Regions from separate parts of the Homo sapiens genome. Here region 2 is linked to region 1. Evidence: read pairs that join two places in POLR2A ChIA-PET (ENCODE). Cell type or tissue: MCF 10A. All regions are shown on one strand. Links, peaks and the distances in the headings refer to the core of each region. The heading gives the core; the rest is flanking DNA.

Region 1 (2,807 bases), core at 140-2,639:
AAGAGATTCCCCTGTCTTGGCCTCCCAAAGTGCTAGTGTTACCAGTGGAGGGTGTGCAGGTTCTTGGTGCTTTGAACAAAGAATTGGACTAAATGCACAAACAAAGCAAGGAAAGAATGAAGCAACAAAGGCAGAGATTTATTGAAAGCGAAAGCACACTTCACAGGGTGGGAGCAGGCCCGAGCAAGCAGCTCATGGGCCTGGTTTCAGAATTTTCTGGGGTTTCAATGCCCTCTAGAGGCTTCCCATTGGTTACTTGATATACACCCTATGTAAATGAAGTAGTGGCCCAAGATCTGTCTGATTGGTTGCAGAAAGCGACCAAGCACCAAGCAGAGGCTAAAGTGAAGTTACAGAGTTACACCCTATGCAAACATCTGATTGGTTGTGGAAAGTGACCAATCAGAGGCTGAAGTGAAGTTACAAAATTATATTTCTATGCAAAGGAAGACTTGGCTTGTGACCAGCCTGATTGGTTTTGGGAGGGGACCAATCCGAGGTACTTTCAGATTTTTATCTGTCATGCGGAACAAGGAGATGGGGGTTGCAAAGGGAATAGCCTCTGGTCCTTTTGTTACTTGGGTGTGGAAAGTTGGGGTTTTCCTTTTGATTTAGTTCTAGGAAGTCAGCATGAATCAGCCTTAGGTTCCCTGCCTCCAGACCCTGTTCTTCTGCCTCAGTAGGATTACAGGTGTGAACCACCACACCTGACCATGTATTAGTCTTGATTATTGCTTATTCTCTAACACTAAGTCACTATTTGATAAGTTGAATTTTTAAATCTCTCTAATTTGTGTATACTACAAAACATTTGTACTTTTGGCTTATTTTAAGCAAGATGTTGTAGTTTAACTGCTTGTAAAAAATCTGCCAGGCCCAATGGCTCATGCCTGTAATCCTGGGCATTTTGGCAGGCAGAGGTAGGAAGATTGCTTGAGGCCAGAAGTTTGACACCAGCCTGGGAGACATAGTGAGACCCGTCTTAACAGCAATAACAACAAAAAATTAGGCGGTATGGTGTCTCACCCCAGGAGTCCCAGCTACTTGGGAGGCTGAGGCAGGAGGATCACTTCAGCTCAGGAGTTTGAGGCTGCAGTGACACAGGATGATGTCACTGCATTCCAGCCTTGGTGACAGAGTAGGAACCTATCTCTAAAAAAAAAAAAAAAAAAAAAAACAAGAGAAACTCTGACAACATGAATTCATTGACTTTGATCTGTTTCAGGAAACACCAACTGACTTGATATTTACCTACTGATTAAACTTAATGGTTAATGTTAATTTCTTATCAGCTTGATTAAGTTTGACCTCTGAATTTTCTCCTTATACTTCTTCACAGTGTTTAGGACCTTGCATGTCCTATTTGAAAAGTACACCCTGGAGTTGCTATAGATAGTAAGAACCAGCTTGCAACAATTGGAGAGTGTTTTTTTTGTCCTTAAAGTAATTCTGCCTCTTGATTATGTCTTAGGATTGGTTTCACAGAGAAGTGGTCATTCCTTCACAGTGAATCACAAAATGAGTAGTTTTGACAGGATTTCCTGACTCAGTCTGGCTAACTCAACCTGCTGTTCTGAGTTTCTGTCAATATTGGCATGCCAGGAGCAAACTCTTGACTTGGTTGTCTTGGGTATACAGATAATTCCTAAATCCATACCCTCATTGCTGACCTTTGGACCATAGGCTTGTTTCTAACCAGTTCCTGCTGGATAGGTCTATGTTTAGATCCTGACATCAAAGTAAACCATAAGGAGTTGAGAGTAACTCTGCATCTTAATTGCCTACCAGAGCACCTTATATTGAATAGAATCCTATAAATGTTTGTTGTTAATGATCTGCCTCTTATTATTATATGGCCAATTATAATATTTTTCATTTTGTTTCTCTTTCCAGTTTTTCTTGCTCTAATCTATTTTCATTCCATAGTCAATTGATTTTCCAAACTATAGCTGTGCTCATGTCACCTATCATGGTCTCTGTTGCCTACTGGGTAATGACTCAACTCAAGGCGTGATGGTTAATTAATTTTATGTATCAACTTGCCTGGGCCACAGGGTGTCCAGGTATTTAGTTAAACATTCTGGGTATGTCTGTGAGAGGATTTCTGGATGAGATTAACATTAGAATTGGTAAACTCAGTAAAGCAGACTGCCCTCCCCAGTGTGGATGGGTCTTATTCAGTCTATTGAAGGCTTCAGTAGTACAAAAAGACTGAGTAAGGGAGAATTCACTCTCCTCTCTCTCTCTCTGTTTGACTGTTTTCAACCTGGGACATTGGTCTTCTCCTGCCTTCAGATTCAGACTCAAACTATAACTTATGTTATTGTCTCTCTTGGGTCTCCAGCTTGCTGACTGCAGATCTTGAGACTTCTTGGCCTCTATAATTGCGTAAGCCACTTCCTTATAATAAGTCTCTTTATAAACACACACATACATCTCCTACTGGTTCTGTTTCTCTGGAGAACCATTGGCTGATTCTCAGGGCATTTATGATCTGGTGCTCTGTGCAAATCCTTTGCTTTGACTGCCATGCTGGTCTGTTCCTCATTCTTTTTTTTTTTTTTTTTTTTTTTTTTTTTTTTTTATTATACTCTAAGTTTTAGGGTACATGTGCACATTGTGCAGGCTAGTTACATATGTATACATGTGCCATGCTGGTGCGCTGCACCCACTAATGTGTCATCTAGCATTAGGTATATCTCCCAATGCTATCCCTCCCCCCTCCCCCGACCCCACCACAGTCCCCAGAGTGTGATATTCCCCTTCCTGTGTCCATGTGATCTCATTGTTCAATTCCCACCTATGAG
Region 2 (2,807 bases), core at 45-2,544, 120 kb after region 1:
ATTGGATGTGGAAGAGAGAACTCTAAATGATTGGCAAAGATGTTTAAAATATGGAAGGATTCTGCACTGAATTGATTCATACTGAGGTTCTTCTCAACTTCAAGTAACCTAAATGGGAAGTTAGGTTTATGCAAGAAAGACAACTTTGACCTTCAATCAGCAGACCTGTACTTAAAGAAATAGCCTTGGCCTATGTGAAAATGCTGGCAAATAAATTTGCTTTTTTAAGTTTCATGATTAAATATTTAAGATAGGAACATATGTGTCATTTTTTAAAATGATTATGTACCTTAAATGGTATTTTCTCTTAATCTACAAACCATCATCCCAGTTGCAATAGAGTTTCTGTAGTTCCATCCCACAGAGCTATATTGCTAATAAAATAGAGTAGTTGACCAAGACTAGCCTGCAGCCAACTTGGGAAGAGGATCTCTTTTTACAGAAAACAGTGCTTTCAAAAGCGGACTATCCAGAAATACCTCATATATTTTTTTAAGTTTGATCCTTTCACTTTATACCTTAGTTCTACCTAGTTTTAGCTTTTCAAATACTTAAATATAAGTAAGTATACATTTCATAAAATGGTAAAATCGACATTTTATCTTCCTGTGAAAAATTTCTCATTAAGTGGTGCTTATTCAATATAAAGTGATTCATTTTTAAGCTCAAAGGTGTTCAGAATACTCTACAGCAGTAAAATTGGGTATAATAAACTATCCTTACTTCAGACATGAACTGATAAAGAGTTTCTTATATAAAATCCTAGTGGTAAAAATAAGTTTAGAAAATAAAAAATATTAACAGTCAGCTTATATGGCCAAATCTTTGTTCTGCTCCCATTGTATTTTCTGGGTGTGTTTTGCTCTCCTGAGTCAGGCAGCTGCTTTGCTGCTTAGGTTATTCCCAGACTTCTCAGGGCTCCAGGAGCATGAGCTTCTATGGCTTCCTGGTCCAATGTTCCCCCGAGGCAGTGATGTTGAAGGTAGAACAGACAAGACAACTTGGATAAACAACTACATAAAAATTTTCCTTATCTTGACTTTGGCTCCAGTCCATGAGTGAGACACAGTAGAATAATATCCTCGTGCTTTTTGAGTATGTACGTACCTCCTAAAGCTAACCAGTGAGTCATCAGCAGACTACTTGATGAAGCTAGTGTTGTTACTTTTCTCTAGGGTGTTCATCTCTTCCCATTAAGGACTTTTTTTAAGATATGCTACACTAGTTTTTAGACCCTCTCTTGCATTAGTAACAAAAAGACTAGAGATCATTGTTTATTACCTGTGATGGTAAGTACCCAGGAATATTTGTTGAATGAATGAACTGGTTTGCCAGTCTCAACAGACTTGTATTTGCTAATAACCCTGAGTGAAGAGGGACATTATCAGTTAGGTTAATAAAGCATTAAGTTGAGAGTGGGAATGTTAATGCAGGCATAATGGAGTAAAATTGCCTGGCCTGAGCTGGTAATTGGAGTTTAGCCACTGCATATACATTTTTACAGTCCTTTATGTTTCTTTCTCTTTTCCATCACGAGAGCTCATTCTTTTGAGACTCATGTCTGTGTCATCAACATCCAATAATATTCATTAAGCTCCTGCATGCCAAGTACTGCTGGGTTTCGTCCCTTTTAATGAGTGTGACGTTTAAGTTGAAGGATAGGCTTTTATGCAACACTGCTTTGTCCTGGAAGGAGTAATCTGTGAGTACACATGATTTTGGCACACTGTTTTCCTCAGTTCAGTGAGCTAATTAGATCAATCACATATTTTTGTTGGCAAGCTCTGGCTGCTTCTTTAAAACAAGGGGTAAATCAGTGTGCCTTTATGCTGGGAGATGTTATCAGACCTGGGCTCTGTCGGTAGTAGCCATTAGTGGGTTCTTTTATCTTGATTTTGTAAATAGTTGCTCCTTTACACAATAGATGTTCATGCTCCATGATTCCTTGCTAATTACACTTTTGTCACTTACTACAGTACGCCTTTTCGGTCATCAAGCATTGCTTATGCAGAGTACAATTGAGACAGCCAAGTAAAAAGGGGTCCCTGGAGAATCTCTGACTGGCCTGTGCACTGGGAGGATGGGTTGGAGCCTTGGGAAGTTCACACCATTTGCAGTGGGGAGGAGCCTGGCCTCTCCTTTCCTGTTAAGAGGAACCTCTCTCACTTTGTTGAGAGGTTTTCTTTTTTTTCTTTTTTGCCCAGTAAATTCTGTTCCCCTTCACCCTTCAAAGTGTGTGTGTGGCTAACTTTTCCTGGTTGTGTGACGAGAACCCAGTTTTTTCTACAACACAGTGTTGTGTGTGTGGTGCTCTGTTTTGTGCTGCTCTTGGTTAGGTTTTTAAACAATGCTTTAAAAATAAGTAATTGCACAAAACAACATTTAAGGAAATCAAAATACATGGAAACTTTTTTTGTCCAGCCCTTGGTGGAATGTGACTTGTCCCCTCCACATCCCCTGCTTTTTTTTATTCCCAGTATTAAGTATTTGTAAGCTCTCTTAATTTTCCCTTCAAAGTTGTTTTGATTTGTCCCACTCTATATTCTCTTTGCTATCACCTGGCTTAGTCCCTCATCACTGTACTACCTGCTTTACCTGCAGTATTCTCTCTCTCTCTCAACAGCCTCGTTTGCCTCATGCCAACTTATCCCATGTTTATCTGCCAGACTCATTTCCTTACATCCCTCTTTTGTCCTACAATAACTATGCTCAGAATTCTTTATGAGCTCCCAGTTGCCTCATGAACTGGCCCCTGACTCCCTTGCCTGGCTGTCATTACTCGGTTCCATGAACTCTGTCAGTGGCAG

What was found. Peaks named below come from ENCODE experiments on the same cell type or tissue, not always from the same donor. Only the 100,000 strongest peaks of a DNase experiment are listed, where the experiment ranks them.
Region 2: POLR2A ChIA-PET joins it to region 1 with 14 read pairs; 2 of 35 experiments call an interaction of 5 or more read pairs at or near these places.

The regions. Positions count from the first base shown.
Region 1 is chr4:151,417,019-151,419,825 of GRCh38, forward strand. All of the region lies in intron 1 of FHIP1A (FHF complex subunit HOOK interacting protein 1A), which reads left to right. Among named protein-coding and RNA genes, the nearest start is that of FHIP1A, 9.2 kb to the left of the region's middle. In MCF 10A, for the core only: no CTCF peak of the experiment used is centred there; DNase peaks (open chromatin) are centred at 343 and 1,523.
Region 2 is chr4:151,539,905-151,542,711 of GRCh38, forward strand. The region is part of intron 3 of FHIP1A (FHF complex subunit HOOK interacting protein 1A); the gene reads left to right. Among named protein-coding and RNA genes, the nearest start is that of FHIP1A, 130 kb to the left of the region's middle. In MCF 10A, for the core only: no CTCF peak of the experiment used is centred there; DNase peaks (open chromatin) are centred at 1,017 and 1,657.